Linked DNA regions of Mus musculus: region 2 is linked to region 1. A link is a loop called in an ENCODE intact Hi-C map of the cell type or tissue named here. Cell type or tissue: heart. All regions are shown on one strand. Each heading gives the region's core, and the rest is flanking DNA. Links, peaks and the distances in the headings are about the cores only.

What was found. Peaks named below come from ENCODE experiments on the same cell type or tissue, not always from the same donor. Only the 100,000 strongest peaks of a DNase experiment are listed, where the experiment ranks them.
Region 2: a loop joins it to region 1, with 4 times the contacts of the local background. A loop is called at or near these places in 4 of 42 quality-filtered maps.

What each region holds. Positions count from the first base shown.
Region 1 is chr5:110,107,143-110,110,053 of GRCm38, reverse strand. Gtpbp6 (GTP binding protein 6 (putative)) reads left to right here and starts at 1,857. Exons shown (of 10, transcript NM_145147.5): 1 at 1,857-2,198; 2 at 2,857-2,911. The coding sequence starts at 1,883. It also overlaps a transcript of Zfp605 not described here. In heart, for the core only: a CTCF peak has its summit at 1,621; DNase peaks (open chromatin) are centred at 1,793 and 2,163; H3K4me3 peaks cover 1,566 bases; H3K27ac peaks cover 1,250 bases.
Region 2 is chr5:110,175,089-110,177,999 of GRCm38, reverse strand. It overlaps Golga3 (golgi autoantigen, golgin subfamily a, 3), which reads right to left and starts at 1,143. Exons shown (of 24, transcript NM_001347389.2): 1 at 1,078-1,143. It overlaps Gm15787 (predicted gene 15787), which reads left to right and starts at 1,496. Exons shown (of 3, transcript NR_040431.1): 1 at 1,496-1,683. In heart, for the core only: no CTCF peak of the experiment used is centred there; DNase peaks (open chromatin) are centred at 1,099 and 1,429; H3K4me3 peaks cover 1,830 bases; H3K27ac peaks cover 1,267 bases.

The sequences.
Region 1 (2,911 bases), core at 193-2,692:
CAAATGTGCCTGGGACTGAAGGATGGGCTTCACTTCCGGACCCACCCCTCCACCCCCCACCCCCAGCCTTCATGTTCCCTTAAGACGATGTCATCAGCAAGGGCCCTTACCGTTGTATTGTCTCACTGGCCTGAAGTATTTTACTACTACTACTACTTCTTCTTCTTCGGCCCTTACCGTTGTATTGTCTCACTGGCCTGAAGCATTTTACTACTACTACTACTACTACTACTACTACTTCTTCTTCTTCTTCTTCTTCTTCTTCTTCTTCTTCTTCTTCTTCTTCTTCTTCTCCTTCTCCTTCTCCTTCTCCTTCTCCTTCTCCTTCTCCTCCTCCTTCTTCTTCTTCTTCTTCTTCTTCTTCCTCTTCTTCTTCTTTTAAAGATGCATTTATTTTATGTATGTGAGTACACTTGTCGCTGTCTTTAGACACACCAGAAGAGGGCATCAGATCACATTACAAATGGTTGTGAGCCACCATGTGGTTGCTGGGATTTGAACTCAGGACCTCTGGAAGAGCAGACAGTGCTCTTAACCACTGAGTCATCTCTCCAGTCCTATTTTATTTCTTAAAACTCTTTTTTATTTTAAAATGTATTTGTTTATTTCATGTATATTAGTGTTGTGCCTTATATGCTTGTGCACTGTGTGCATGCTTACAGAGGCCAGGAGGGTGTTGATCCTCCTAAGACTGTTGTGAGCTCTTATGTGGGTGGTGGGAATTAAACTTGTGTCCTCTGGAAACGCACCCCTGAGCCATCTTTCTGTCACCCAAAGCAGATAATTTAAAGGAAGAATTCATTAACTTTTAAATATCTCTTGATGTTCTTGGCTTCTATACCCAAATTAGACATTTCAGCACTACTGTCTGCATCCAGGAAGATACTCATGAAGAGCCAAATATGTGAGTGCTAGGAACTGAACCCCAGTCCTCTGGAGAAGCAACCAGTGCTGTGACATCTTGAACTATTTTAATCATGACTATGTTCAGTGGAGCAGCCAGTCTCTTTACTAGTCTGAGAGACATCTCCAGCTTGGGTTTTGTTTTGTTTTGTTTGTTTGTTTTGTATCCCCTAGTTCCCTGCTTCAGGCAAGTAAGCTAAATGGATTGTCAGCAGCACACATCCCAAGGCTTGATTTGTTCCTACTTTATATGAATATGTCCCCACAACTCCACTCCAGAAAATATATAAATGACTTGAAAAAAAGATACACAGGAGAGAGAGAGAGAGAGAGAGAGAGAGAGAGAGAGAGCGCGCAGCTATCCCAGGTCACAGATATATTCCATTTAGTTCCTTCTAGTTCTTGGTACTGAACATCCTCTAGCCTACCATCTGTGACTCCATCTTCCTCTGTGTTGAGGAGAGTTTCCTGTGGCCCAAGTAAGTTTCAACAGAAACATGAATATTTGTAATTTCTTATAACTAAGCATAAAAGCTAACACATTTTATAACTTATTTGAATTCTATTTTAACATTCAGTGCTAGATTATTTCAATAGCCTATGTCCTTTATACCTAACTTTATTGTCTTCATAAAAGTTGTCATAGGCCAAACCCTGAGTTCTATTGAGTCCTGTGTTGTTCCTTTTGAAATTGCTGTGCCTACACTAACTCTATTCAGATCTTCCACCACTAGGCTTATTTTTATTTGTTTTGTTTTAGAGGCATTGTCCTTTCGGCCCCGCCCCTCGCCGCATGCGCCTTGCTGTCCTTTCTCCCTGACCCCGCCCCTATCCAAGTTTTTCGCTGCGGGTAAGCGATCTGCTCTCGATCCTCCCAGAGCCACCCTTCGCGGCACGCACATGCGCCCTGTTGTTCTTCCCGTCCCTCCCTGCTCTCCCTCCCCCGCCCCCGCAGTCTCTCGCTGCGCGCGCACGCGCCATGCTTTTTCTGCGCGCCGCCGTGCTCCCGGGGTTCTGGCTCCCGCGTGTGCGCCGCGTACAACTCGTTCGGAGCCCCGCGGTGACCCTGCCAAGTCCCGTCCGCACTGTCCACGCCGGGAGCCGGGTCTGGGGGAGCGCGTGGGCGGGGGGCGGTCCCGTCCGTGGTGGGGGCGAGGAGGACCCCCGTGAGGACGAAGAGGAAGAGGAGGATGAGCTGCTCCGCGCCCCACCCCTCCTGCCCTTGGATACACAGCGCGTTTGCGTCCTGCATCCTGACGTCAAACGCCCGGCCGGAAAAAAGCCTCGAAGCACAGGTATCGGGTAGGGCGAGAGTGGGGATTGAGCAGGGAAGCCGGAAGGGGCGAGGACCTGAAGGCCGAAACTTACTAGTGCTATACAGGAAGGCCACGGGGAATTGGGGCGGCGGTGACGCCTAGTTCTGGAAGGGGCGGAGTCACGAGAAAGGAAGGAGAAGCCGAGGGAGGAGCACTGGGGGCAGGGTACTATGATGGACATCGGGCGTACGGTAGAGAGTGTGGATAGTCTGGGATGTGCTGGGTTCGTGGCTGCTCTCCTGGTGGAGTCGGAGTCTGGCGAGCTTGCGTGCTGGGGGCGTGATCTGGCTGAGCATGTGATGGTACCTGGGCCTGCCCGATGGGTGAGGCTGCGCGTGCTCCGGGTGGGACCTTGGGGCGGGACTATCCTAAATTTGTAGGCGGAGTCTGGGGGGGGGGAACATTGGGCGCTGGGGGCGAGTCCTAGAGGTTCTGCCTTTCCCTGGTAGAGCTTTGGATCATGGCCTGGCGAGCTTCTTAGGGTTGTGATGTGAGCTGCAGGGTGGGGACATGGTGTGGGCGGGGGATGCGGACTCTGCGCGGGCGCGGTTTCATCCCAGAGCTAACCCTGTCCACCGCCGTGGTCCGAGGTCTTCCCGCTCGGCCCTTGACTGGATGGACCCTTGTGTCCTCACAGCGGAGTGGCAGGTGGCAGAGGCGGCCGCCCTGGTGCGCGCACTTCCAGGATGGTC
Region 2 (2,911 bases), core at 110-2,609, 68 kb before region 1:
AGACAGAATATTGCTATGTAGCATGGGCCTCAAGCTGGCTGAGGTCTTCCTGTCTTGACTTCCCAAGAGCTGGTATAACAGACATGTGCCACCCTATCCAGGCTTTTCCTTTTCTTTCCATTCAAGGTACACTGTATCTGAGTCATTAACGGACTATAAAAGTCAGGCGGCATTTGTAAATGGTTTACAGTGTCCTACTGACAATAAAATACAAACTTCTTAGCCTCGACCGGAGACCACTTTAATTGGGTTCCTACTTATGTCTGTACCCCTCACATGCTGTGTCTTTTTTCATTATCTGGCTATATCATGCATCCAGAAGTACAACTGACTCTCCATAGGGTCTCTACACTTCTTGTTCACTTTTCTTGAGACATTCCTCTCAATAATTTTGCACAAACGATTCTTGTCATGGAGGCCTGTCTTGACTCAAAGGTAAACTCTTCCGAAGGTTGCACAAACCTAATCCTCTCAACTGTTTTGAGTTGTCAGTATACCTCCACCAGAAAGTGATGAAAACAGAGACCAAAACACTACTGTATCCTGGGACCTTTTACAAACAGGGCCTCTTTTTCTATAAACATTCAGTAAGCGCCCGTGGGAAGGTGGTAAGCTGTTCGCCTAGCTCTCTCTGGTCACTGACTCCACTGACCATGTTCAGCAAACACCTCTGAGCACCAGAATCAAAACAACCTAAGTCCCCCACGCACTGTACGACTTGCCACCATGTCACGTTCGTCATCAACTGCAAAAGGAGCAGACTTCAAACACGCTGACCCAACCAAGCAGCAGTAGCAACGCTCTCAGGGCAGACCGCATTCCGTGGGTGCAGAAGCAGTCTCTGCATTTACTGACAACCCAGCTGCGAGGCAGGTTTCCAACCCCACGGAGTAAAAGCAAAAACTGACTTGAGCTGACCGCGGCTGACCCAAAGTCTGCGCGACCCTCACCGGACTCTGCATCCGCCTTGCCCCTGTACGCCTCTCTGGGCGCGGCCAGGGTTGCCCCAACAGTTCCTCCACGGTCCTCTGCCACAAGGTCCCGACCCTCCTCAGTAATAGCCCCCAAAACCCTCACCGGTTCCGGCCCAACCCTGCGGCTCCGGTAGGACGTGGCTGTGCAAGGGGCGGGGCGCAACAGGGTACCAGTCTCGGGCAACCCCCCGGAAACAAACGGTCCGCGAGGTCTTCGTTCCGGAAGAGAGGCTGCCCTCAGCGGCCAGTAGCCACTTTCAAATTGGGGTTGGTATGGATCTCCGGACAGATTGAGATATCCTTCAGAAAGTGGACTTAAAATTTTGTGTGCCTTCCCTTCAGAGGAACAACTTCCAGCCTAAGAGACGAAATCAGGACAACCCTCCCCCCCCCCCCAAAAAAAGAAAAACGCTTCCGGTGGTAGTGACGTTGGACTCGCCACGCTCCCGCCCCTCGCGGCCTTCTGACTGGTGGGTATGACGATCCACGTGGCCACGCCCCCGGGGCGTGGCTTCCCCGCCAGACACCGCCTCCACCACAGTTCTGACAACTTGTTCCTAAGTGTTTGTCAGTCTTGTTTGTATTATTGCCAGTGTTATACATGGCCGGACACTGCGCCACGCGACTGCATTGCCAGCCACGAGGAAGTCTGACAAGTATCACAAGCTCGAGGACTGACTGGACTATAAAGTGGGACTTGTCTTAAAAGGTAAAAAGACGTCTGCGGTGTAGTTCAGAACTCTTGGGTTCAGTCTCTAGTATGTGAAGATAGGAAAGGAGAGGAAGTTCTCACAACACAATATTAAACTATTGCCACTGCTACATGGGGAAAATGCTAAGTATACATTTTGTTTTCAGTGCTCGAGATTGTATCCTGGGCCTTGAACATGTCTAGTAACCTCCCCACCTCCAAGCTACATTTCCAACCCCAAATAAAAATGACCAAAGCTTTACAAAGATATAATTTACATGCTGTAAAGTTTGCTCCTGTTTACGATTTTATCATTATTTCTGTTTCTGAGTGTCCTTGCCTGTACATTTCATACCAATAGGGTTCATATACTGTATAGCTTTGAGTTCTTTTTCAAATTGTATCCATGTTGTACATCTTTTAGTGCTTCGTTCTTATTGCTAATATCCTATTGTTTGGATATTTCCCTTTTGTTTCTGCTCATCAGTCAATGAACAAATTTGAAGGGTCTTGAGGTAGACAAAAGGACTGACAGGGTCCCAGCTTTATATGTCCAGGGGTTGATGGGGGAACCTGCTGTATCTACTGAGGACTGTTGTGTGCCAAGGACTTTGCCAGATGCTGTCTGCTTTCAGGAAACTTACTTCTTGGAGGGAAATAGTAAAAAACAGACATACAAGAGAGTAGATGATGTCAGAGCTGAATAAAGAGACAGGTGGGTAGACATTCTGCAATCTTATGGATTATTGAGAAAGGACCTCTCTGAACCTGGTGAGTGGCTCAGCAAGCAAGGTCACTTGCAGCATAAGACTGGCAATTTGAAGCTTATATAGTGGTGGAAGAAGTGAACCAACTCTACAAGTTGGCCTCTAATCTCAACGTGTGCACTTTAATACACTCACCATATATATTTACACATATCACATACATACACAATAATAATTTTTTAAAAAAAATGTAGAGACATCTCATCAATCTGAGTCAATTTCTAAAGAAAACATAGCTGTGGAAAGATGCTTCAAACCTGCCCGAGAGGTTTGAGCATGATGAAGATCTAGGAGAGTGTTAAATACGAGTAGCACGAGGAGGGGAGATCGGTGTGAGCCTAGAGAATGGCCACATAGGGTCTGTGACAATGGAAAGGCAGATCTTTCAAAGATGTCAAAGGCTACAGTGATCAGAGTTAAGTACTGGCTCAGGCACAAACTCTGGCTGTGGGAACAGAGCTCATTCTTGTCACGTAGAA